2 separate regions of the Homo sapiens genome follow, and region 2 is linked to region 1. Evidence: read pairs that join two places in POLR2A ChIA-PET (ENCODE). Cell type or tissue: PC-9. All regions are shown on one strand. Each heading gives the region's core, and the rest is flanking DNA. Links, peaks and the distances in the headings are about the cores only.

Region 1 (12,918 bases), core at 2,467-10,466:
TGCGATCTGGTTGGGCACAGTGGATCACACCTGTAATCCCAGCACTTTGGTAGGCAGGCAGATCACTTGAGGCCAGGAGTTCGAGACCAGACTGGCCAACATGACGAAACCCCATCTCTACTAAAAATACAAAAAATTAGCTGGGTATGATGGTGCATGCTGTAGTCCCAGCTACTTGGGAGGCTGAGGCACAAGAATTGCTTGAACCCCAGGGGCAGAGGTTGCAGTGAGCTGAGATCATGCCACTGTACTCCAGCCTGGGCGACAGAGCAAGACTCTGTCAAAAAAGAAAAAAAAAAAGAAAAGAAAAAAAAAAAAGCTGTGATCTGTGGAAAGCGTAGGAGCCAGAGAGAAAATCTGGGCGAATGTGCAGAGAGACTGAACTTAGCCTATTTCCCTGGGGAGAGAGAACATGCTCACTCATGAATGACAGTGGGATATGGCTTTTCCTCTTTGCCTGATAGTGTAAGGAGGAATCTCTGAATTACTTACAATCCCCAACTCTATACATTCCTCATTGTTTATTCATTCAGCAAATATTGAGTGCCTATCTTGGGCCAGTACTATGTTAGTGCAGCACACAGTGTCTACTCACTAGGGTTCCTCCTTCCTGGGAGTAAGGGAACATTGCATGTCTCCACCATGCAAATGATTTCTGGCCAATAGAATTTGAGTGGAAGTAATGGGCTACTCTTCACCTTAAAATAGTCTTTGTAATCTTCCTTGTGCCCTCTGAAGACATTTAAGACTACTTGGATCAAACTGAGAAACGTAATGGGCTAGTAAGATGGATGGAAAAGATGGCTAGATGGTTGAGTATGCAGTTTACAAAGGCACTAAGGCACCTAAAGTTGAAATTTCTGCTCTTCTTTTAACACCTTATTCATGATAACCAAAACAGTAGAAGGAAAAGGAGAGAGGCATCAGTAGGGAAGGTTCCTGTGCTGCAAGAAATAGGAACCTATACAGGCTATCTGGATCCTAAAAGGATACATAATAGTCAAGAGTCTTGCATCAATTCAAACTATTTTTTAAAAGGGAAGGAGTGTATATTGGCTTTTTTTTTTTTTTTTTTTTTTTTTTTTTTGAGATAGAATCTTGCTCTGTCACCCAGGCTATAGTGCAATGGCGGGATCCTGGCTCACTGCAACCTCTGCCTCCGAGGTTCAAGCAATTTTCCTGCCTCAGCCTACTGAGTAGCTTGGATTACAGGTGCACGCCACCATGCCCAGCTAATTTTATTATTTTTAGTAGAGATGAGGTTTTGCCACATTGGCATGGCTGGTCTCGAACTCCTTACCTCAGGAGGTCTGCCTGCCTTGGCCTCCCAAAGTGCTGGCATTACAGACGTGAGCCACCATGCCTGGCCTATATTGGCTCTTATATCTGAAAAGTCAGGGTATAATGACTTCAGGTATGGCTGCATCTAGGGGCTAAAAACAATGGCATTGGGTCTCTGTCTTTCACCATCTTTTGGCTTTGTTTTCCCCCAAGGGGATTTCATTCTCTAGCAGACTTCTATTGTAAGATTCCCCATAAAATAGAAAAACAGCTGCTGACAGCCCCAGATGCTTATATAGCAGTATGGACACCCCAGATGTATGGAAGCCTCTTTCTCCCCTCCGATGGATTGTCATTGTATCAACTTTTGTCGCGTTCCTATCCATGAACCAATTACTATATGGCTAAGAAATAAGTTATTTTAATTGACTAGTCCTATGTCGTGTTCGCTCCCCACAGTCTGAGAATGAGAGAAGTGTGAGTCCCCAAAAGAAAAATCAAAGTACTGTTACAAAAATAAATTGTACTGAGTAATGAACAGGCAAAAAGAACGTCTCCTACAGGGCTTGTTGAAGACCTGCAGGGACTGTTGTGGAGTTGAAGGGCTAGAGGGGTAGCTGAGCTACACAGGACTCCATCTGGGGAGTGGAAAATCAGGATGTTTGTCTTCTACTTTCTCATATGGTCTTCTGTCCCCTCTCATTCAATGTTCTTTACCTTCCTCATGCCCTTACCACAGCCTCCGTGTTCCCACAACCTTATCATGGACTGGTTCAGTCTCTTGGAATCCCTCTTTCTCAATCTCTAGGGGAGGAAGCTCATTAATCCATCTCAGAACCAGGTCACCTGCTACATGGCACTGGCCAGCCTTATAGATGTATTTGCCTGAAGCAGGAGTCCTAACTTGGTACAGTCAACTCTGTACAAGTTAGGGCAGATCAAGCTGTCTGTGGGGTTTCTCTTTCCAGGGCTGTGCATAAGGTAGGATCGTTAGAAAGGTGTGGCAGAGAAGGCAATAATATATGTCAAGAACAGGCAAAAACTTGGGCAGAATCAGGCTACAAGGCCATTCTTGGAATGTGAGCCTTGTAGAAAAACCTGGAATCTCATTCCTTGACAAAGACAGATGGACCAAGAATGGGCTATCAAGGAAGCAGGAAGTCCAAGTTAGTTACCAAAGAGGATGACAGAAAATCAAGGCAAGGGTGTGGCTGCACTAACACAGCCACAGACTTCTCTGCGGGGGAGGTGAAGTGCAGCCACAGGACGTGTGAATTGTGGCATCTTTCAATATCATGCAGAGCAAGCTTCCCCAGGCAGCGCTCGTTAAGCTGCTCCCTCCGACATTGACATAGCTTTCCCTGGGGCTCCTGCCCTGTGTGGATCTGCCTCCTTCTTATTAGAGGCAACGGTGAGACTTTGAGTGTCGCACCACCTCTTCTCCCTCAGCCTTGGTCCAAGTGTGAAAACATCTGCTTCCTGCCCTTGATAAACTCATCGGCAACACAGGGGTTTAAGTTAATTTTATTAGAAATGAAAATTAAACATGTGTGCATGCACATGTGCGTGTGCCCACACGCACACATACCCCACAAAAACCAAAGTATCACACATTCAGGCAAGTAGATTGAATTAGGTTTGGTTGGGTTAAAAGCAAGAGACAGGTTTTCTAAATATAAGGATCGAAATCAGCCAAGGTATTTACACAGGAAATCTTTCCTGACTGACGTAGATTTAAGCAACAGAGCTTTCAGGCCAAGCTAGGATGTTAGATCTCCCCCAGTTATTCACTTGTTTGTTCATTGATTCAACAACTATTTCTGTGTCTATTTTGTGCCAGACAGTGTGTCCCAGACTCTTCTTCCTCTTTGTCTCCAGCCTATACTTTCTCTCCCTCCTGTAGGCTCCCCAGGCTTCTCTGTGGCTCATGTCCTGGTCCCCAGTCTCCTGATTGTGAATACATTGTCTTCGCTGGCCTCAGATATTCCTCCCCTGCAGTTCAGCACCTGGATTTCCAAGACGCATCACCACACCCTTGAGATAGTTCTCTCTCTGTCCATTTGGGGTTGGGACATGCTAGCACTACTTTCCCTGTGGATGAAGGTAGTGCTCTTCTCCTACCTGGTCTCCCTAGAAGTGGTGACACATTTTCATACTGTCTGAGTATCAGATTCTGGACACAGCCAAAGTCCTCTTTGACCCAGCCTACACACTTCTTTCAACTCTTTGTTTGAGAACTTCCTCCACCTCTATGCACATATGCAGAGTTAGATAGCTCACCGACCCTGAATCCAATGAGCAATTTGCCTGGTTTTGAAGCCATTTCTATAGGGTGTTCTCAACGCTCAGGTATTGTCAAGGGAGATGTCATAGGTAGTGCTTTTACCAGGTACCATTCATCTTATTGTCTTTGAAACCAAACCCTGTGCTGTCCACCATCTCCACTAAGATAAGATGGAGGTCATTCTGTGAAGGTTGTAGCTGTACCAATAATACTATTCTAATGTAGTTTGGTGAGTAGAAATAAAGAACAATGCGTAAAGTTTTCCTGATTTCCTTTTAGTTTTTAGAACAAAGTGGTAGTGATTAGCCAGCCCTATCCACCCTTAAGGAAGTCAATTTAAAACCTGGTAACCAGCCAACAACATAAAAGTATTTGAATGCTGTGTATTTATTAATTAATGTATTTACTTGGGGGATGGGCAAGGACTCTGGTTCCTGTTCTTATGGTGCCCTTTAGCAGAAAGACTACAGACTCTAACGTGACTCTTTGGGGAATCTCTCTGAAGTAGTAAGTCATTCATGGCCAACATTTTAATTGAAGGTAATAATAATTCCAATAATATTATTAAGAACCACCATTAGCTCAGGAAGGACTAAATTCACTGACGTAATGCCAAAGCTATGCACAACGATGACTGCTTTGCCGAGCCCCTCGGGGAATAACTTTCATAATCCATTGAAAAGTTATGAGCTCCTTGTGCTTGCACCAAGAAAGAACTCGACATTAACCATTTGAGAAGCCATGTAAAAATGGAGAAAAAGCTACTTGTGCTTTTAACAGCTTAATTAATGGCTGCAAATGGGGTTAATTCTCACAAAAACCCCATGGAGGAGGTTGGGATGTGTGTTGACAATGGAAAATTATCCTGATTTTATAGGTGAGGGCAGTTTCCAGACACTAGGAATGAACATGGTCAGGGGGAAAGAGAAAAGATGACTTTTTGTTGTGGGAGGAATGGGGCCCTGGGCCAGCGGGCTCACTGTCTGGTTTGGGACAAGGGAAATCATTGTGTGGGGAGAAATGAATGGAGTAAGAGGAATCTGGCTTAAGAGCCTAACAGAATTGGGTTCAATTATTGCTTTTGCCATTTGTTAGCTTTCTGACCTTGGGCTAAAAGTGTTAACCTTTCAGATCCTTAGTTTTATCATCAATAAAATGGGAAAAATAACAGTAGCTAACTTGAGTCAGAGGGGTCAGTGAGAAAATGCATGTCAAATTCTTAGCCCATGTAGATAGCTACTACTATCTAGTATTCACATTATTTTTCTTTATTAACAAATTCTACAAATATGTAATAAACACCTACAGTGTGCCAGTGACGATGCTCGATAGAGAGAGCAGGTTCTTTTGACTTGATTGTCTAGTAGGGAGTTAACAAAAAAAACTAAACATATCAATAAGTAAAATGCTTGCAAATTGTACTGCATTTGAAAGCTGGCTCCAGTGAGTACTCAATGCATTCAAGCTGCCATTTGCACCCAGGGGCAGAGACTTGGATTTTAGAGTTTGCAGTAACTTGGGTTTTAGAGTTGAGGAGACCCCGGTCAGCCCAGCCTGGATGCCAGTCTCTGCTCCCAGTCTGTGCCTTCACACAAGCCCCTCATGCCTTCTGAACTCCACTTCTCCCTCTGCACATGGGCCTGGTCCCTGGCAGTGCTTGGAACCTGATGAGTCCTCAGCAGGTAGAGATGCTACCTAAGCGCACTCCCACCCATCCTTTGAGCAGCTCTGGTTCATGCCTTTCCATATTCCACAGTGTGTTTCTGTACTCTCCAGGTGAAAGGGAGAATGAGAAGGAATTACATTTCTATTTTTCTGCCTAGACATAGATGAGAAAGTTTCTATCCCCAACTCTGAGGATTTGGACAAAGGAGTGCTATCATTGGTTTGAGAAAGAAAAGAAGGGGAGCATTCCAGGAGGACCTTTGTCCTGTCAGGGCCTCAGCCACAGGCCTGATCCCAGGAGGAACTGGGTGCAACAGGCTGTTATACTGGATGGGCCAGTCCCCAGGAGAGGGACAGGAAGACAGGAGTGAACGGGCACACCTGTGAGACCACAACAGGTCCTGGCAATGGTCGGGAAGTGTGTGACAGGGCACAGTGAATGATTGGAGAGAAGCTAGGAGGGACTGACTTCTCATGGCCTCCTAGCTTCCCTTGGAGTGATTTGGTCTAACACTAGGCTTATAAGTCATGACTGAGCACTTATTTTGCAAATCAGGTCTGGTTTGTCATTAGCAAGGTAGGCCTTTAGAACAGAGGTCTGCAAACCGTAGGGCTGCGGGCCAGATTCAGTGCCCTGCCTGTTTTTGTAAATAAAGTTTTGTTGGAGCACAGCCACACCTCTTCGTTTATTTTCTGTGGCTGGTTTCATGTCACAACACAGGTAAATAGTTGCGACAGAAACCATATTGCCTGCAAAGCTTAAGATATTTACTTGCTGGCTCCTTACAGGAAAAGTTTGCTGACCCCTGATTTAGTGTATTATAGTTTGGGTAGGAAGAGATTCAGTCATCGATGCACTCATTTGTTCATTGAACACATGTAATTATTGATCATCTAAGGTGCTCTATGCACTGTGCCAAGCCCACAAAGTGTCCCAGGTGCTGTGCTCAATCTTATAACAGCTGTGTGAGGCGATGATGTTATTACCCCATTTTGCAGGTGGGGAAATGGAGGCTGAGGGAACGTGAATGATTTCCCCAAGGTTACAACAGCAAGGAGCAGAACAAGGACTGGAACCAGGCTTGTTAGTCTCCAGACTCTGCACTGTCAGCCTTACTCTTTGACAGTGTGTTCCATGTTTGTCCTTATTCTGCCCTGTGAATATGGATTACTGTGAGAAAGGAAGAAAGATTAAAATGTTGAAAATACATTTTTATAAATCTCTGATGGAGGCTGGGTGCAGTGGCTCATGCCTGTAATCCCAGCACTTTGGGAGGCCGAGGTGGGCGGATCACCTGAGGTCAGGAGTTCAAGACCAGCCTTGCCAGTATGGTGAAACCCCGCCTCTACTAAAGATATAAAAATTAGCCGGGCATGGTGGCACAGTCCTGTAATCCCAGCTACTTGGGAGGCTGAGGCAGGAGAATAGCTTGAACCCAGAGGCGGAGGTTGCAGTGAGCCGATCACACCACTGTACTCCAGCCTAGGAGACAGAGAGACTCCATCTCAAAAAATAAAACAAAATAAAATAAAATAAAATAAAATAAAAATAAAAATTAAAAAATCTCTGATGGGAACGATTGCTATTTAAAGTGATGGATGAGTGAAGTTGCCACTTATTTGGGAGAGCCTCTGCTGGGTTGAGATGATTCTTCATTATGCGTGTTTCTAAACTTGAACTCTAGTTGCTTTAAATGATATCAGAAAATCATCTGAGGCTGGGCGCAGTGGCTCACACCTGTAATCCCAGCACTTTGGGAGGCCAAGACAGATGGATCACTTGAGGCCAAGAGTTCAAGACCAGCTTGGCCAACATGATAAAACCCCGTCTCTATTACAAATGCAAAAATTAGCCAGGAGTGGTGGCGGACGTCTATAGTCCCAGCTACTTGGGAGGCTGAGGTACAAGAATTGCTTGAACCTAGGAGGCAGAGGTTGCAGTGAGCTGAGATCGAGCCACTGCACTCCAGCCTGGGTGACAGAGCGAGACAAAGAGACAAAAAAAAAAGAAAGAAAAAAAATCATCTGAAAATGTTTTCCCTCATAATGATATGATTTCACCACTAATGTTTATAAACATTAAAATGACAGGAAGCATTTCCTGTTCCAACCTGACAGAGATCTTGGAGGATTTGTCTAAATATTCGCATACCTTTAAAATAATCAGCAGATGACTGTCTGGATAAGAGGTCAAAAAAAGGATTTGTAGAAAAAAGAAATAATAGGCCGGGCACGGTGGCTCACGCCTGTAATCCCAGCACTTTGGTAGGCTGAGGCAGGCAGGCAGATCACGAGGTCACGAGATCAAGACCATCCTGGCCAACAAGGTGAAACCCCGTCTCTACTAAAAATAAAAAATTAGCTGGGTGTGGTGGCATGCACCTGTAGTCCCAGCTACTCAAGAGGCTGAGGCAGGATAATTGCTTGAACCCAGTAGGCGGAGGTTGCAGTAAGCCGAGATCGTGCCACCATACTCCAGCCTGGCTAGAGAGTGAGACTCGTCAAAAAAAAAAAAGAAATAATAAAGTGAGACAGGTTTTCCCTTTGAGAACTCTGAAGTGCTATGGGAAAGGGAAGAGTTGCCCTCCTGCTTTAACAGGTTAAAAATGAACCACTATTAGTGAGCAAAAGTGAGATTGCGTTATCCTTTTAATGCTCATTCTAGACACAGCTTTTGCCAGCATCTCCATGTGATAAATGCAAACCAGAGTTTCTAATTGGAAATAGGAGAAGACCATCTTAGCCGAATGGACCACACTTCCTTCTAATGACTATGAAGATGGTTTAATCTTACAGTCTAAGTAGAGGTTCTACTGACAGGTTCTCGTATGAACTGATTAGGCTTCCCCCGTAGACATTTTTATCAGACTGATTCATTCCTCTGGAAGAATGCTGGCTTTTACGTTTTTTTAGAAGAGATTCTAAATGGCTTGTCAAGATTACATCTTTCATGTGAATCTCAGCCAGGATTATGTTACAGCCGGGACTGACAATATTCAATAGGTAGAATTTGGCCAAGATCGTAGAAATAGAGCAGGCTGGTCCCAATAAATAGTAGGAGCATGAATGTATGGTTTACATACATCCCAAGTAGCTTCAAGGCAGTCTGTGCATTGGATATCCTGGGGGAATGCATGGATACATAAAGTGTAATATTCAAGGAAAATAAACTCAACTTTTGTCTAGTACTTATGGCATGGGCAGATTCTTATAAACTGTCTTCGTGTCTGGGGCATTCTGTGACCTGCATTCCTCACCACCCCTTCAGAGCTGCCTGAAAACCACATACATAGGAAGAGGAGGGAACCAGACCCTTTTGTGCTAAGCTGCCCTAATGCAGAGGTCTCTGCTGCATTTGATATGTGCTGACAAACTGACCACATCTGAAGGGGCTGCTTTGGAGTGGCAAGTCCCCTGATCTTGGAACACAAATGAAGTCTCTATAGAGGCCATGTGGGAGGTGGGCAGAATATGTGGCATTTCCCACCCGGGACCCTTGACTCCCAGGCATGGTGTGTTTTGTGATGAGAAACGAAGGGGACTGGAGGGATGTGCATCAGTCAGCTTTGTGTTGATTAAAAAGAATGAAGGATGAAATCATTTAAGGTTTAGTTTTGCTTTGAATGAAATATGAAAGGAGAAATATATTCACTCTTCCTGGACTCAGCAGAATGTAAGCTCCATAAAGGCAAACATTTCACCCATTATCCTCACTGCTGCAGCTCCAGAGTCTAGGCCAGTGTTTGCAAATAGCAGGCACTCTATAAGTATTTGCTGAATTAATGAAAGGCCATTGAGTGTTCATGTATGTATCTGCTTTCTCAATACCTGTTAAATAAACATCTATTATATGCCAGGCCCTTGAAATAAGGAGCAGTCCCCGAGAAGCTTACAGCCCAGTAGAGGGAGACAGATATGCCACTCAGTGTTTTTCCACCTTTTCAGAACCTTCGTGGGGAAGGGATATAGAGTTATTTTATAAAATCCTAGACCCCCTAGAAAAGGTCATGTGAGGGAGTCATCCCTCCAGAGACCCTACTGCCTAGTGTTCTTAAAGCCCACAGTGCAGGTTTTGCTGGACTCAATTCTGTTTGTTCATTCACTCACTCATTCATTCAGCAGACATTATGGAATGCATTCTCTATGTCAGGTACTCTTTCAGTTGCTGGGGGTGTTCCTAGGTCCTTATGTTCTACCCTGGATTATGTTATCTGGGTGCTTTCTTGCATCTTTTCAGCAAATATTTATTGTGTGCTGATATCGGTCAGGCACAGTACTAGACATTGGTTACTTATCCTAGAGCTCACAAAAGCCCACCAAAGAGGGAGGTTACTCATGTGTGCACTTCCCTATGCCTAGGAGATAATAGGCAATAAGGCTTCTCTTGATTAGATGGATAAATAGACAGGTGGACAATGGGTACTCTGGAAAAAATAGTGACAAGGTCATAAAATGGGAAGATCACATACTAGGAATTTGAACACTTGTGGTTTAGTCCTGGCGAAACTAATTTGGGACCCTTTAGCCTCTCAGAAACAGCTAGCTGACTAACCAACTTCCTTTCTTTCTTCTTTCTTCTCTTCACTCCTTCTATCTTCTCTTCCTTTCTTTCACAGAATTATATTGAGGATCTTGGTGTTAATTGGGGTGAGAGATGATATTGGTCTAAATTATCCCCAAGAATCCTACCAGCTCTAAATATTATGATGTAATGATGGTTTAGGTGAGTTACATCTTCTTTTGAGTCATCCCAAAGTTCTAGATTAGGACTGCAATCATCTCAGGCTGCTAAAGATCCTATAGGATGGAGTGGGGGTGGGACATAACACATGGCCAAGCCAGATGTCTTTGGGCCACCCCTTGGGCTTCCACTGAAACCAAACTTAAGAGAATAGAGAGCTGGATATTGGGGGCAAAAGTCCTTGCCTCCTTGTCTCCATCTCACCTGGTTTCCCAGAGCCTGACAGCCTTCCAGCAGTGAATTAAGACCAGATTCCTGGAAAAAAAAATATGAGCTTGAACCTCATGGTCATCCATACCCTGGTACCCTGGGCCTCCTTGCTTCTCTTCTCCAATCAGTTAGTTCTCAGGTACAACTGGACCAAGATGAGAAGCTGATGTTCTATAGGGATCCACAGTGTTAATTGCCACTTGGCAGCTCTGCAGGTTGGTATGTATATGGGCACACATCACATATTTCCTGTTTGGCCAAAGGATCAAGACTTCCCCTGCTGGTGTGCATAGAGGGAACCAGCTGTTTGGCAGTTCCTCCAGCTCATCTGCCCAGTGGGAGTTCATTCAGAGAGTAACTCAGCACAGTATCAGGTGTGAGCAAGACTCAGTGCAGACTCCAAGGTCAAGCATCCTTGGTTGCAATCGCAGTTCCTCCATTTATTAGCTATGAGACCTTGGGCAAAGGACTTAATATCTCAAAGCATCAGTTTCTGCATATGTTCCAGGGGAGATGATAAGAGGGCTGACCACTCAATATTGTTGTGAAAGTTGAATGAGATAATAGAAGTGGAATGCCACACACAGGGCTGATAGAATAGATACATGGTAAACAAATGGAAGCACTTTTTAATTGTTATTGTTGCTCTTTGTGGAATTCTCTTAGAAGCCAACAGTGTGGATTTGAGAGTGATAAAAATCCCCACATCTTTATCCAGCCACCTGTCAGGTGATGGTTGGTGGCTGGCCAAAAGCTGTCCATTTGGTCACAGTATTCTGGAAAGAGCATTCCAATGACTCTTCCCACCTCCTAAATTTTCTCAACCTTCTTTTCACTGCTGAGAGCCCCTGACTCCACAATAGGAAGAAACCAAGTGGGAGTTTAGTTGAGTGTACACTGTAAAGATGGTCCATTTAGTTGGCAGAGCTAGAGTTTTGGAGGAGGAGTTTGAAACTAGCTTGTAACTTTCAGTGCCAACCTGGAGGTGTCAGGCAATATTTTTCCTTTCTTCCTGGAAGGTCCACAACCTCCTCCAAGGGCAATCTCCTGGATTTCACTGAATTGGCTGTTATGTTTGGAAACCAACTTGTGCATCTGAGCATTTAGGGGAAAGCTATTGACTAACCCTTGCTCTTTTTCAGCCTTTCTTCCTTTTCCCAATATTTAGGAGCTTGGCCAAAACAAAGAGCCCATTGTGTCCCTGGTACAAGCACCAGAACTCAATTAAACATTCATTGAGTCTTAATTAATTGTATTAAGGTTGGGCAATTCCCATTGCTTGGGGAAAAAAAAAACCCCAAATACTTAATTTACTCGCAATGTGGTGTGTGTCCCCTAGTATTGAACTAAACCACCATGAGACAATCACTTACTTAACAGAAACTAGGGCCTCAGCCTGGGAACTAATTAGCCTCTCTTTCTCTATATATAGCTATCTTCACCACCAGGACCATCTGGAAGTTGTTACCTTCCAAATTCTTTCCATCTATTTTTTTTTTTCCAAACTGATCATTACTGCCATGATTCCTTCTTTCTTATTTTTATGTTACGTGACTTCCCACTCTTAGATTCTCCAGTGTTATCTAGATCACAGCCCGGATACTCTGGGTATTTACTCTCTGTTTAATTTTCAAGTGGCACACCTATTTTTATGTACTTTTCCCAGTGGCAGGAAAAAAAGAAAAAAATCTTTGTGTAAAACCTAGAGGCGGAAGCAGGGATGACTGCCAAGGAATTTGGGCCTATCCAAGTTGACGGTGTGTCCACCAGGGAGGCCCGTGAGCTCTGTGAAGCCCCTACAGTAGTGTCTTTGATGGCTGCAGACACATGAGGAGGTCTCAGAAGGACCTGGTTTCTTGCCCAACTCATTGAGCAAAAAGTACCAGTATAATCTGCAAAAAGTACCAGTGTAATCTCCCCTTTCTCCCCACAGTCAGGGTCTACTTTGCTTTGAGAGTCAGTAAGGAAGTATAAAAACTGTCTTATTGGCCGGGCGTGGTGGCTCACACCTGTAATCCCAGCACTTTGGAAGGTCGAGGCGGGTGAATCACCTGAGGTTGGGAGTTCGAGACCAGCCTGACCAACATGGAGAAACCCCGTCTCTACTAAAAATACAAAATTAGCCTGGTGTGGTGGTGCACGCCTGTAATTCCAGCTACTCAGGCGGCGGAGGCAGGAGAATCACTTGAACCTGGGAGGCAGAGGTTGCCGTGAGCCAAGATCGCGCCATCGCACTCCAGTCTGGGCGACAAGAGCGAAACTCCGTCTCAAAAAAACAGAACAAAACAAAACAAAAAGTGTCTTGTCTGATAGTATGCTTTAGGAGAGTAGCTGCAAATATTTCATGAGCCTTTAATTAATGTGAAGTCCTTACTGGCTCACAAGGGCTCCCCCAGTCTGGCTCCCGTCTTCTCTTCCGTCCTGTTACAGAGCCTTGCACTGATTTACCAAATTCATGGTACCCCACTTTCTTTCTACCCCTCCCCACCAGTACGACTAGCTTATTGCCACGCAGGACCTCTGAGACTGCTGTCTCATATGCTTGGAGCCCACCCGCTCTATGGTTAGAAGGCTGGCTCCTTCTCATCATGTGGGGCTCAGCTTATCTGTAACCTCCTGAAGAGGACTCCCACACCCTCCAGGTCCTGTCTGTCACATTCCCCTGTTTTATACTGTTGATAATACTTGTCACCATATGAATTAAGTTATTTATTTGTTAACATGTTTGCCTGTCTTC
Region 2 (12,918 bases), core at 3,329-11,328, 64 kb before region 1:
TGTTGCCCAAGCTGGTTTCTAACTCCCGAGCTCAAGCCACCCGGCTGCCTCTGCCTCCCAAAGTGCTGAGATTTCAGGCATGAGCCACTGCGCCTGGCCACAGAAAGCAACTTAGCAACATAATTTCCCTCCCCTGACTTTAGCAGGAAAAAAGAAAAGAAAAACTGCACAAAATATGCAATAGGAGCAGTAGATCAGCATCTGTCTGTCTATCTATGGTGTTTGGTTTATGCTGAAGACATTCTTCCCTCTCTTGCCCATTTTTTAGATATAGGAAATGAGACTCAAGGAATCCTGATTCAGTCTGAGTCTCAATATGAATGTTTGGCCGAAACTGAATTAGTGCTAGGCAGGTGTTACTTCCCTAAGGAAGGTGAGAGTTCTGTCACGCTAAGTGATGAGAACTCTCAAGAAGTATCCATGGAAAAGAGCCTAGGAGTCACAGGTGTGTTAGTCCTGTGCAAAAATTAAGTGCAGGCTTGTTAATTATTCAACTATGATTAGGGTTTTAGCTGAGATTCTTGCAAAAACAGACCCCAAGCTGGGTGAGGTAGCTCACGCCTGTAATTCCATTGCTTTGGGAGGCTGAGGTGGGTGGATCACCTGAGGTCAGGAGTTCAAGACCAGCCTGGCTGACATGGTGAAACCCTATCTCTACTAAAAATACAAAAAATAAAATAAAATAAAATAACTGGGAGTGGTGGAAGGCACCTGGAATCCCAGCTACTCTGGAGGCTGAGGTGGGGTAATCACTTGAACCCGGGAAGTAGAGGTTACAGTGAGCCGAGATTGCACCACTGCACTCCAGCCTGGGTGACAGGCAAGACTCTGTCTCAAAAAAACAAACAACAACAAAAACAAAAACAAAAAAAAACAGAAACAAACAAAACAGATCCCAAGACAAGCTTTTACTGCAGGTAGTTTATTTGAGAAGTGATCTCCAGAAACATGGTGAGAGAATGGGGCAGTGATACAGGGAAGGGAAAAGGCCAACAAAGGGTGCATCAATGGGCAGTTTTCTGCTATAGTCAAACAGGGCTCCCACTGCTGAGGACCTAGTGAAAGATTCTGGAGCACACTGTAGGGTTGTCCACTGAGGGGCCAGGATGCTGGCTATTTATGTACCATCTCCTTCCCTCACAGATTTAGAGTTGTTTCAGGGGCGTGAGCTCCCTAACACTTCCCATCTGCCCCATTCCCTGGCCAAGTGTGCACCTGTGGCCAAAGCAAGACCTCAAGCCGAGGAAGATGCACGGGCTCCTGGTGGGAAGACAGCAGCACATCCAGGACTGTCCATCCAAGCTGCAGACAAGATCTGGTGTGGAACAAGAGAATATAGGAGGGACCCTGACATTCTCTGCAACAATTAAAAATAAAATAAAATAAAATAAAAGTGCTTAATGAGTAGGTATAAAAACACCAGCCAAACCTTCATGATGATCTACTAAATTTCTGTCTGTAAATAGGGACCGAGAGAGAGAGCCACCTTTAACAAAGTTGGGAGGGAGAGTCCGACCAGTGTTCTGTTCTGCTATAGAGGAGGGGCAGGAAGGATGGATCAGCTGAATGAATTTGGGGAGATCAGACCAGTGCTCAGGGAAGGACTGATGCTATAGCAGTGGATTGTGTAGATATCTGTAAACACACAGATGCCAAGAGCCTGGCCCATTTTCCCAGAGATGTTACAGTGTGACATGGGTGAGTATATGGCTGTGGCTCTGTCTTAAATTCCTTCCAAATGCCACAGGTTGATGTTATTTTGAAAAATAAGGTGGTGAATTTTCATCTCACATACATTTCCTGCTCTTTCCACATCCAGTAAAGGAATGAAGGAAGCCCGCACACATACACACACTTGCATATCTCACATTTGGTGTTCTAGTTCCCCTCATTGACCTGCTTTCCTCTCAAGGTGATTGGAGGGCCACTTTACTGTGCGATCTCCCCAGTGTACTCTCCTTATACCTATAGCCAAGCCAACTTTCAAATCTTAACTCAAGGGGCGTTTGACCCATGGAGCCTTATTTGATGCCTCTGCCCTCAGCTGGAGGGGATCTGTTGCCTCTGAACATCCATTTAAACCATACCCTTCTCTCCTCCTCCTCTTCTTATACGGTTTTATAGTCAGGCTTCTATTTCCTCATGTCCTATTCATCTTTGCCTCACCCCTGCACCTGGAGTGGACCTTACCCTTCATGACACTGCTGTAGGACTCTGGAGTCAGACATCTGGGTTTGAGTTCTGTTCTTCTACTCACTAGCTGAATAGTTATGGGCTTAGTTTCCTCATCTGTAAAAGAGGGCCCCAAGAATAGCCATCTCAGGAGTGAGGATTCAGCAGGAGAATGCTGGCCAAACACTTAGCCTGGCACATAATTATTCTTGGCATCATTGCAGTTGCAGATGTTCAGTAAGTGTTGAGTGAATTTCAGTGCAGTGTCCACAGTAGAAGCCTTTACATCATTTATTCTTACATACTCCCAGAAAGTTCCCCAATGCGGCACATTCCTTTAATAGCTTCTGCATCCTCTGACTTCATTTTGTCCTCCAACTGTGACCTGAGTGCTGCAACTTAGATTCTACTCAATTATGATTCATTGCTATGTGAGTCTAGTGGATGGTCAGGAAATCTCTCCTCTCCTAGCCATCCCATTCTTGTCTGGTTTGCTCATCTTTTACTTGGAGACAAGAGCTGTTCACCTTGCTCTGATTAGGTGGAAACAAGACAGTAGAAGAGTTCCTGAACGTTTGGGATTTCCCTAGTGGGAAAAAGGGACAGAAAAGAAAGCCTGATAGAATAAAACAGTAATTGCTATTGTACAGTATTATCTCCATATCCCATAGCAACAGATCTTATTATATTTTTTTCTATTTAAACCGTATTCATGAAGGTTTTATCGTTAACTTGATCCAGATGACTGATCAAAGCAAAGTTTGTTATTGCCACCTTACTAAAATATTTTTAAAAGCAGTTTTAATTCAATGTGTTTATCACTCCATATTGCCATTAGGCTATTGAGTCTATTACTAGTCGATCAAGGATTTTCATTTTGTTTCAAGAGCTCCTTGGATAAACTCTTCAGAAATGTCAAAAGAGTTGGAGTATCTGGCACCTTTTCACAGATGGTGCTCATCAGATATTTTAGTTAATGGATAAAGTTTCAGTTTTCCATGTTTGACTTTTGGCACTAACAGAGGTTTTCTAAAGGCTCCTGCTCCCCCAAACGCTAGGGGATAGTAAGAAATGAAACTAATAACACCCCAACACCCCTTATTCTTAGTGAGGTAAGTAATCAGGGAGGTGGTAGAGTATTGCACTGGGTCCAATTAGCTAAGGAATGGCATATTTCTTGAAGAAGACCAATTCGACTTGCCTAACAGCTCCAAAGCTATGCACATACTCTTCCTTCGCCACTCCCAAGAATTACAACAAACAAAAACAAATAAACAGGAAAAGTTAAACTGCCACATCAAAAGTTAAATACTCAACTGGCTCATCCTAGACTCCCATCTTCCCTCTTATGTGTTCCACAGTAGCCTGTGTGCCCTCTCCATCCATCCATTTTTACACTCATATACTTTGACACACTTTTACTTACAGCTAAGACATGAGACTCTGCACTAGATGGAGAGTGCAAGGGCAATCCACACATAGTATTTCCCTCAAGAGATTTTCAACCTAGTGGTGGAGAAAGCCAAGTGAACCTGCAGTTAGTTACCATTGGTTCAGATAAGTTCTGTGATGGCAGAGACCCAGGGGGGTGGCTACAGGATTCTGCTGAAAGCAGTGGAAGAGGCGGGCTTAGGAAAGTTGTCTCTGGAGATGATGGCATTGAAGCTAAGACCAGAGAACTAATGGATATAACTCAGGTTTAAGGGGTAGAGCATGAAGAGCAGGACCGAGAGAGAGAACAGCATGTCCCAAGGCTGGGACAAGGAGACTGGGAGGTGTAACTCTGGAAGTAACTAGCAGTCACCTAGCAAGAGATGCCTAAGCATGTCAAAGACCCAGGCTGTTTTCCTGAGTGTGGCGGGAGCCTCCCAAGAACTTGAATCCAGGGAGGAACAGAAATCTGATGTCACTCTGGCTATGGAATGTGTTCAATGGGAGGTGAGAGTGCAGCAGGAGAGCTGTTAGGAGGCGATGGCCCCAGAGAAATAAGGTGGCGCCTTGAAGAAAGAGGAAGTAGAAAATGAAATCTGATTAGATTTGTCTCCACAGTCATGACGTAATATAGTAAAAAGAGTATAACACAGTTAGCCAAAGGCAAAGGTGTCTGGTCAGCAGTTTGGTAGACACCGCAAAGGAAATAAAAATGGGCCTCAGTGAATCGCTAAATGAGTCCCTGAGTTCCTAAGTGCTATGCTGTGGAAAGCAATCCCTCTCCAACTCTATATTAGTTTTCCTGGGTGTTTAGTTTTGCCTGCCCAGAAGATTTGCTGCTTCAGGCTTTTCAGCGGGCACCTCAAGCATCTGAGGCTACAGGGCTGTGGACCATTATGTATGGGATCACCTGGTAAGTTGGCCTAGAGTTATTTGAACAAACAGTATCCCTGTCCAATCCTTGTTACAAATTTCTGTAGTTTTTCTTTCATTGACTGTTAGGGAGTGTTATTTGTGACTTCCTGTCCTTCCAGACCCTTGTCTATGTGTAAACCGGTATAATTGGGTGGGGATGAAGCTAGATAGTGCAGACTTAAAAAAAAAAAATTTAAAAGAGATCCATTTTAAATTTGACAATTAAAGGATCAAGATTGGTCAAACTGTTTTTATAGGAGAGAACACCAGCAACTAGCCGGTAAGAAATCGGTCACAGTTTAGGGGATATGTTACAAGCAAGATAAATAAAAACGGTCTAGAGTATCAGACCAAACTCTCATTTTTCATCTCTGTTTCACACTCTTCTCTTCCAGCCCAGACTAATCAAAAGAAGCCTCTTCCGCTCACAATTGCTCTGTGTACATTTCCCCCAGATCTGGTATTCACATGAACAACGTGGTTTATTTATATTTCAGCACCAAATTGGAAAGATGACATCATTCATTTACAGTCTTTATCCCATGACATGCCTACTCTCCAACACCTCATTTTAGCAGACACATTTAGGACTGCATATAGCATCTTGTTTAGCTTGTACATTCTTTTATGGGATACAGTTCAAAGGTAGGGAACTTTAGGCTTGTTGCTGGTAAGAAAATAATCTCATAAAATCACAGGAGCTTCCCCAAAGGATGAGGATATTACGATGTTTACAATAGCAGAATTATTATTTGTTCATTTAGGCTCCATCCTTCATTCTTGAGCGAGTCCCTTCCTTCTTGCCCACAGCAGATCTTACAGCTCCCCTCAGGCTCTCAGAATTCTATTTAGAAGAAACAATTCCAGATTTATTAGTTCATGAGTTCAAAAGTACAGGATCCTGACAATACTGGAATTTTAGGTGTAAACGCCAAATTTCAGAATCTCATGTGCAATGGCAGGCTGGCTGAGGGGAATCTCAGTACTTAGTCTGCAGCAGCTCCACTGACCTGCTCTTTCTCACAAGGCATAACTTGCCCATTGGGTCTTCTGACACTTTAAGTGGACAAGTGAAGGATGGAAATGCTCTCAGCTGCCAGAGGTTGCCTGGGATTTTTTATTTAATTTTAAGTGGCTCTTTCCCTCTATTTTTATTGTTTTTATTCATATAGACAGTTTTTTTTTAACATTCACTTTGGGGCCTTTCAAATATTGTACACATTTTTAAAAATGGAGTGAGTAAATCATAAGACATCCTCTGGCAGATAGAATTGGGATGTGAGGTGTTTCCAAAACTTAACAGAATCAAAGCATTTTATGGGAAAGTTCTTTCTACCTGTTTAGCTGTTTGCCTTTTCTGCTAGCAGCAAGACAAGGAAAAAAGCCTAGAGATTGAGAATTGGATGACCCAGAAAATCTCCATGTTCTATGTCAAGAAAGAGACTCTTGGGGCTGAAATCTACACCTTACTTTTCTAGCTGCCAAATGAGGATAGTAATAATTGCTCCTGGGAAAGTATTGAGAATAAGTTAGATTGTATGTGAAAAATACTATTAAGAATGCACAATGTTAGGTCCAGACTTTTCTTTATTGTCAGTGTATTATTTATATTACATAATAAAACTCCAACTGGTTGGAGGCTCTGCCAACCACTGACTTCTGGCTCTCTGAAAGTATTGTTGGTTCATTGTCATCTTGAGCCACCAGTGGGATTGTTATGGCAACTCATGAAATGTCCTCAACTCTCCGTGACCTTCCCTGCTGAAAACAAACATGTAGCTTGTCTCTAGGATGGCAGCATCCCTCAAAATCATGGCCCCTTCATTCTTTTGGTCACTCATTACAGCAGCATGTATTATATATCTACATCTGCTAGGCCCTATGCGAGATTCTAGGGAGAGGCAGATGAAAGAAATAGCTTCAAGGTCTACAGACATACGGACGGATAAATCTGTGGTTATAGAGCCATGGTATGCAGGAGGCACGTGTCACCCAGCCTCCAGGACAGGGTGAGGAAAAGGCTCCTAGATTAAATAGTTTGAGTTAGCCAGACATAGAAGTTAAAGGTGAAGAAAGGGGGCTAGGGAGGCATTGCAAGCAAAGGAAGCAGCACATACAAAGGAGGAAAAATGTCTTACAGCAAACAACAACAGCAGTAACTATAGTAATGACAGCATTTGACTTTCATTGCCAGTTACTGGACTGACACTTGAAGTCCATCGTATCATTCGCTCCTAGCGGCAACCCCGAGGAAAGAGGCACTATTCCTCTCATTTTAGAGTTGAGGAAATTAAGGTTTATAAATAGTTTACTCTCTTAGGTTCACATAACCAGCAAAGAGGTGGAGCCAGGACTTGAATCCAGGCAGGTCTGTCCTCAAACCCTCATTTCCTGACTTTCTGAGCTGGATAATTTTGTCTGCTTTTTTCCCGTGGTCTTTAGGCATTTTTCTAGATTCTGAGAGCCTGTCAGGCCAACTCATCACTGGTCCATTTCTTGCCCTGCATAATAAAGCAGTACACTTCTATTGCATTGGGGGTTTAACCATGACTCCAAGTTGCCTCATGTGACAGGCATCGTGGATTGTAAATTAGAGTGGTCAGTTCTTTTCCCATTGACTTTGTACCTTTTGCTCAGTTCCCTTAAGGAACAAAATCGGTTAAAATGTCCGTAGAGAGCCATTTCCCAAGAAGTCATCATAGCAGTAAACCATCTCCATCAGTATTTTTGCATTTGGCAGCGTTCAAGTGGATTTTTCTGCCTTGTCTTGTGAGACCATTGTTTATCTGTAGTTCTGTGTTTCTACCCAGCCCTTCCCATCTTTCCATACAGGACTTCCATCTCCAGCTTGCTCTAGAGTGTTGGTCTAGAGTCTCAGTCATAATTGTTGCAATTGCAAGCTCACCTTGGATCTCTGTGATTGCTTGATAATGTAAAGCAAAGCACCTTAGAGTATGTCCATTTTTTCCCTTTTAAATCACAAGAAGGAAGTACATTAACATTTACAGATGTAACATAATAGCTTTAAGGATGTGACAGAGCTTTTTTCACCAAAGTTAATGTCATGGTGCTTTCTTTATTAAGTTTCAACTTGACTAACAGTGAAAATTCCTGAATTAGGAACAAAGGGATCCCTATAGGTACTGTAATTATGCCCTGAATCTCTTTGACTGATCTTCTGGCTCCTGATGGAATCTTCCTTGGTTTTTGTTCTGCACAGACCCAGAACAGAATGAAGTTGATGGCAGACAACTATGATGATGACCATCACCATTACCACCACCACCACCATCACCACCACCATCGATCTCCTGGGAGGTCGCAACATTCCAATCACAGGCCCTCTCCGGACCAGGTCAGTTTCATCGCTGCTTACCTCCAAGACCCCTTTTACCCTTTAGATATTTTAAGATAAAATAAATAATCCTCAAGAAATAATAAACATCATAAAGTGATACGTTCTTTGAACTGAAACTAATAGCTTTGGTATTTATTTCCATCAGTCAAGGAATCTAAATGTTTTTCTTTCTCCTTCCTCTTTAAGGTTTTGTCTTTTCTTGTTTATGTTATGCATTTTCTTTCCTCCCCTCCTTTCTTCTTTCATAGATATGTAGTCTATTGCTGGCTCGGTATCTCATGGCGGGTTACTTTGGAATGTCTCTTTCAGAGTTTTAAGAGAAAGCACTTTGTTTCCATGAGCTTGGCAACCAGAGAAGCCTTGAGTTCGCTGAGCACTTTCCTAGAAAATTCTTTAGTGATGCAAATTAATGGTGAGGTAAAACAACAAGGAGAGAAATCCGTTTTGCCTGCGTTTTAGCCAGTGAAGTCAAGGAGTCTGGTTTATTTGATTTGGACCCTATCTCCTCCCTTGACTAAGTAACGCATGTGAAAAGATGGATTGACAAAAACAAAAACCGCCTGTGGTTTTACAGCAATATTTACATTCACCCACCAAATGCAAAAACTATTTACAATGTTTAGTATTAAAACTCTTGAAGGTGAATTTTATGGAAATTAGGAAATTAAATGCAAACTAGCAGGATAATATAGTCAATATGAGCAATATTTCTTACTTTGTTGTACTAAGATTCCTGCCTCCCCCTGCCCCCGTTTTTGGTGATCCTAGTGTAACTGATACATTTCCATAGATGGGAGCAATAGGTAACAAAATAGAACCATCTGGATAAGTATGCACTCCTTTGGATATGGCAGGGTGAGGGGTTGTCAGAATTACCTGTGTGAAGAGGCAGTTTAATTGTTTGCTGGGGGAGGAGGTACTTGTGATGCTCCGAAAACTTTTCACGTGGCTCTGTTTCCTTTTCACCTCCTGTTGCTAGCATCCCAAAGAGGTTAAGATTTGAAGTTTCCAAGATGTTTTACCTGGAGTACAAGTCCTGGGGGAGCTGTTTATATAGAACACAGCATTAGAAGTTCTCCTGGGAGCTGTGCAGTGAGGCAGCCAGCACCAGGAGGCTCCCCAGCCCCTGAGCTTGACCTGACCTTTGTACCTGGAAGCTTTTGCCCTCCGAGACCCCAACATTGCTGAAGGTGTTCACACAGAAAAAAATCTAGATTTCCGAAGCCAAGTACAGACAGGGCATGATTTCATGTTTTAGCTCCCAAAATATTGCTCTTGATTTGGAGATCTGAAATGTGGAGAGAGGTGTCAATTTCATGTCATTATCTTGTATGTCTGTGTTTTGGTTTTATTTATTCAATTACCACCCTTCACCATCACCACCACCACCACTACCACCTCCCCACCTCTGCCTGCTCCAGTAGACCTGGCATCCTGCTAACTAAACCAACTCGTTCTCATTCCTGGTCCCTGCCTTTTTCTCCTTGGCATTCTCCCAGATAGGGTGAGTATGAGGTTTTATTGGTGGGAGCCTGCAGTCCCCACTTTGGCCATTCATTCTGAGCCACACATGCTAGAAGACCATCCTGAGTTCCCCCACTCAAACCCCAACAGAGAGACAAAAACAGAGAGTACCATAAGAGTAGAAAGAAGGATTTGGAGCCAAGTCAGGGGAGTAGGTCATCCAGGGACCTGCTGAGATAACAAACCAGCTTGTCTCATCACAGAGACACATATGCTCATATGTTCTACTGGGAATGAGGCACTAGAGCACATCTATCTGCTTTGTGAATGGTATTTCTTACAAAAGCTAGGCTCCTGCTACTTTTCCAGAGAGGTGTAATCACAAACTAGGGTGTCTTGTCCACTTGACTGACTCTTATGTTTGTCCACTGACACTAGAGTTTGTCATAGGGTGGTGTCCTTCCCAGAAGAGTTAGCATTCCTTGAAGAGTGTCTGGCTAAGCCACGTTGTTGAGACCTTTGGCACATGTTTCTCACTGCTACTGTTAGGAAGATGGTGATGGTCTTTCACTTTCACATCCACCATCTCAGTGAACACTCTAAGCAACCCATGGACATAGAGGCAGTTAACCTCATCGCCTTCTCCAGATGAGAAATCTGGAGCCCGGGAAGTGGGTGAATAGGCTGGAATCCTGTTCCGAGTTCCTAACCTAATTCCATGGCAGCCACTATGTGGCACTTGGGGAAGAGCATGATGGACAGAACCCCTGTCTTCAAGGCATTTGCTGTCTAGCCCTAGAATAAGAATCCAGGTTGTCTGATGTCTTGTTCAATTCTTTTCTGGTTCATGTCAATCAGAACAAGGCAGATAAAAGGTAGCTCCAACTTAATTAGGGGCCCATACCTTAGAAACTTATTCTGCAGTGGGGGTCACTGTGAAAGTAAAATACCCTTGACCACAAGGATATTTTTGTGGTTTTAAATTGAAGTCATCAAGTCAGTAAGGCTCCTTTGCTAGACTTTTTTAATTAGAGAAGGAGAGATTAAGCAAGGAACCCTAGTGTGAGAGTAGGTTGGCACCAGTGCTGGAGATGGCTATATCTCCTGAGCTGGATGCCCCTTTTGACTGGGCATCCCAGGTCTAGTGGAATGATACCTTGTCCTATACTGGAGATTTGAGATTTGGTAACCAATAACTAATATATCAGTATATGTACTGTTATAAATCTAAGTCCCAGAATAAAGTCGTTATCAATGGATAATAGTTATCAATAGTTATCTTTCCCAATTGATTACAAACCCTACACTTAATTGTGTAGACCACATACACTAATAGATACAGGGTACATATGAGTATATGTTTCTTCTTAGGAGAAAAATGACAGCCATATGAAAGCATGAGAGTCCTAATAATGGGGTGATGTGGATGAGATTTTAACTAAATGTTCATAATGTACATAATGTTAGCTGACCTGACTTAAAGGGGAAAGGTCTCTTTCAGGGATTCCTGATTCCCTTTCTGTGAATCTTCCAGCCCTGGCCTTCCTGTGGCCTTAAAGGCTTGACCAACAATGACTTATGGAAGAAGGGCTACAAAATGTTGATATTGCCTCTTGAACTTTATTAAGAGATCAGAACACATGAAAATGGAGAAATATGAAAAATCATTTGCCTTGTTACTTTTCCAGAAAAACTCGTTTTACCTTAGGTAATTCAATTACGTGAGTATTGCCAGGTACTTACAGAATTATATTCTTTTTCCATTTCTTCCATGTTTCTTTCTCCTTCACTATGATTTTTCTTGCTCCTTAAGAGAAACTGAATCCAAGTATTATAAGTCTAGACTAGCATTTCCCAAAGTAACTTTTAGAACATTAGTCCCATGAGGAAAGCCTTGAAACAAAGATTCTCTGGGCAAAGTATTTTGTGAAAGTGCTCCATATTACAACTCTATCTTCGAGCGTCCTGGGGCAATTAGTAGATCAAAGGATCTAAAAAGTCATATAAGAAAGAAAGCTCCCCAATTTAATTTAATCCAGTATTTCCCAGACTTATTTGATTGTAGATTTCTTTTTTCTTTCAAGTAACATCTGTGCTGTAAGAAATATTGTTCTCAGAGTATCAGGTGAAAAAAGAGACTACCCATTTTATAACATGACTGATCCAGTTTCCAGCAGTATTTTTTATCAGAAGGTGGGATTTTCCGGCAGCTTCTTGCTTTGCACAACCGAAAATGGAAGTGCCTCTTCCATTCATTTCCTGGGATACCTTCTTAAAGGCAATAATATCTGAGAAAGAGTGATCCCACCAATAACCCAGTAGATCTAAACTAAGGGAGTCATTAAGGTTGAGGACCCAGGATATCAAGAATAGTCATAAATACACAGCCCTTGAGGGATTACTGAGGGGGTGGGAAGATTTGGAGAAGATGTAAGAGAAGTCAGTGCAGTGTGGCAGCTCAAGAATCTAGCCCCCTACCTGAGAGAGAAGCTTTTAATAGCTGGTGGGCTGTGACCCCCAGGATGGTCACAGCCATTGAATATGTCCAAGTAGAATATCTAGACAAATCCCAGTAATGACTTGGGAAATCCTTCAAAGCAAGAAGTGGCCATGGGGGCAGACAACAAATATTTCCCATGACACAAGCTGCTGGTGTGTTTTGAGAAACAATAAAGTCCAAAGAGTAAATGAAACATGCTGGAGACACATTAGAGATTTTTCTTAGGTTACCAAGATTGATTTCACAAAGCCAAGTAGAAATTCAGCTTTTCCTAAATGTTCTCTGTATCTGTTGTCATCAGTCTCATCTGTCATTTTCTTTAAATAGCATCTCCTTCTCTGCCTTAAAACATATCAGTGATACCAAGTCTTTCTACTTTCCTTTTTCTAGGCATCATACAAGTTTTACTGTCCCAGTAAAAGTCATATTTTATTAAGCTCATTCCATTGGCTCCCAGGTATAGACTAACCTGGTGAATAAGAAAAGCACAGCATCAGCATGAGGTCCACACCCCAGCCAACTTAAAATGCCAGGCACCATGCAGGCTACCCTTTGTGCATCTAGGACTCACATTTCTCTTCCCGGGTCTTGGGTTGGGTGTTAGGTCTTCAAGGACCCTGATCTCACTGCTTGTTTGTGCAAAATGTACTTCTATGTGTTAAAGCACTTGCCGCTCTGATTCTAGTTGGGAAGGGCCTAAATGGCAAAGAACCTAAATATTTTGGGGCTGGAAACCTCAGAATAGGTGGCCACTTTTGAAAGCCCAAGAGAAAACTCTTCTCTCCTCTTCCTCCTTCATTGAATGCAAATACTCGCTCATAGGTGTTGGAGAGCTCGAGGGATTTTGACCACCTTTGAGACTTTCTGATAGTATTTAAATTTTAAATTTCACATTTTACTTACAGAAAACCAACTTCTAAATGAGGGCTATGAGTTTAGGAGCATGGAGACATGATACTTATGTGATCAGTTACAGAAAAATTTGGTTGAATTTCACATTTTATATTCAGATTCTTTGTCCCATGTTCACACATGTCTGGCCCTTACGAGGTACTCTGTAAATGTCTGTTGAATGAAC

The links. Peaks named below come from ENCODE experiments on the same cell type or tissue, not always from the same donor. Only the 100,000 strongest peaks of a DNase experiment are listed, where the experiment ranks them.
Region 2: POLR2A ChIA-PET joins it to region 1 with 6 read pairs; 3 of 35 experiments call an interaction of 5 or more read pairs at or near these places.

What each region holds. Positions count from the first base shown.
Region 1 is chr3:55,629,719-55,642,636 of GRCh38, reverse strand. The region is part of intron 17 of ERC2 (ELKS/RAB6-interacting/CAST family member 2); the gene reads left to right. Among named protein-coding and RNA genes, the nearest start is that of ERC2-IT1, 23 kb to the left of the region's middle. In PC-9, for the core only: no CTCF peak of the experiment used is centred there; a DNase peak (open chromatin) is centred at 5,706; H3K27ac peaks cover 3,790 bases.
Region 2 is chr3:55,694,333-55,707,250 of GRCh38, reverse strand. It overlaps ERC2 (ELKS/RAB6-interacting/CAST family member 2), which reads left to right. Exons shown (of 18, transcript NM_015576.3): 16 at 7,739-7,873. Among named protein-coding and RNA genes, the nearest start is that of ERC2-IT1, 41 kb to the right of the region's middle. In PC-9, for the core only: no CTCF peak of the experiment used is centred there; no DNase peak of the experiment used is centred there.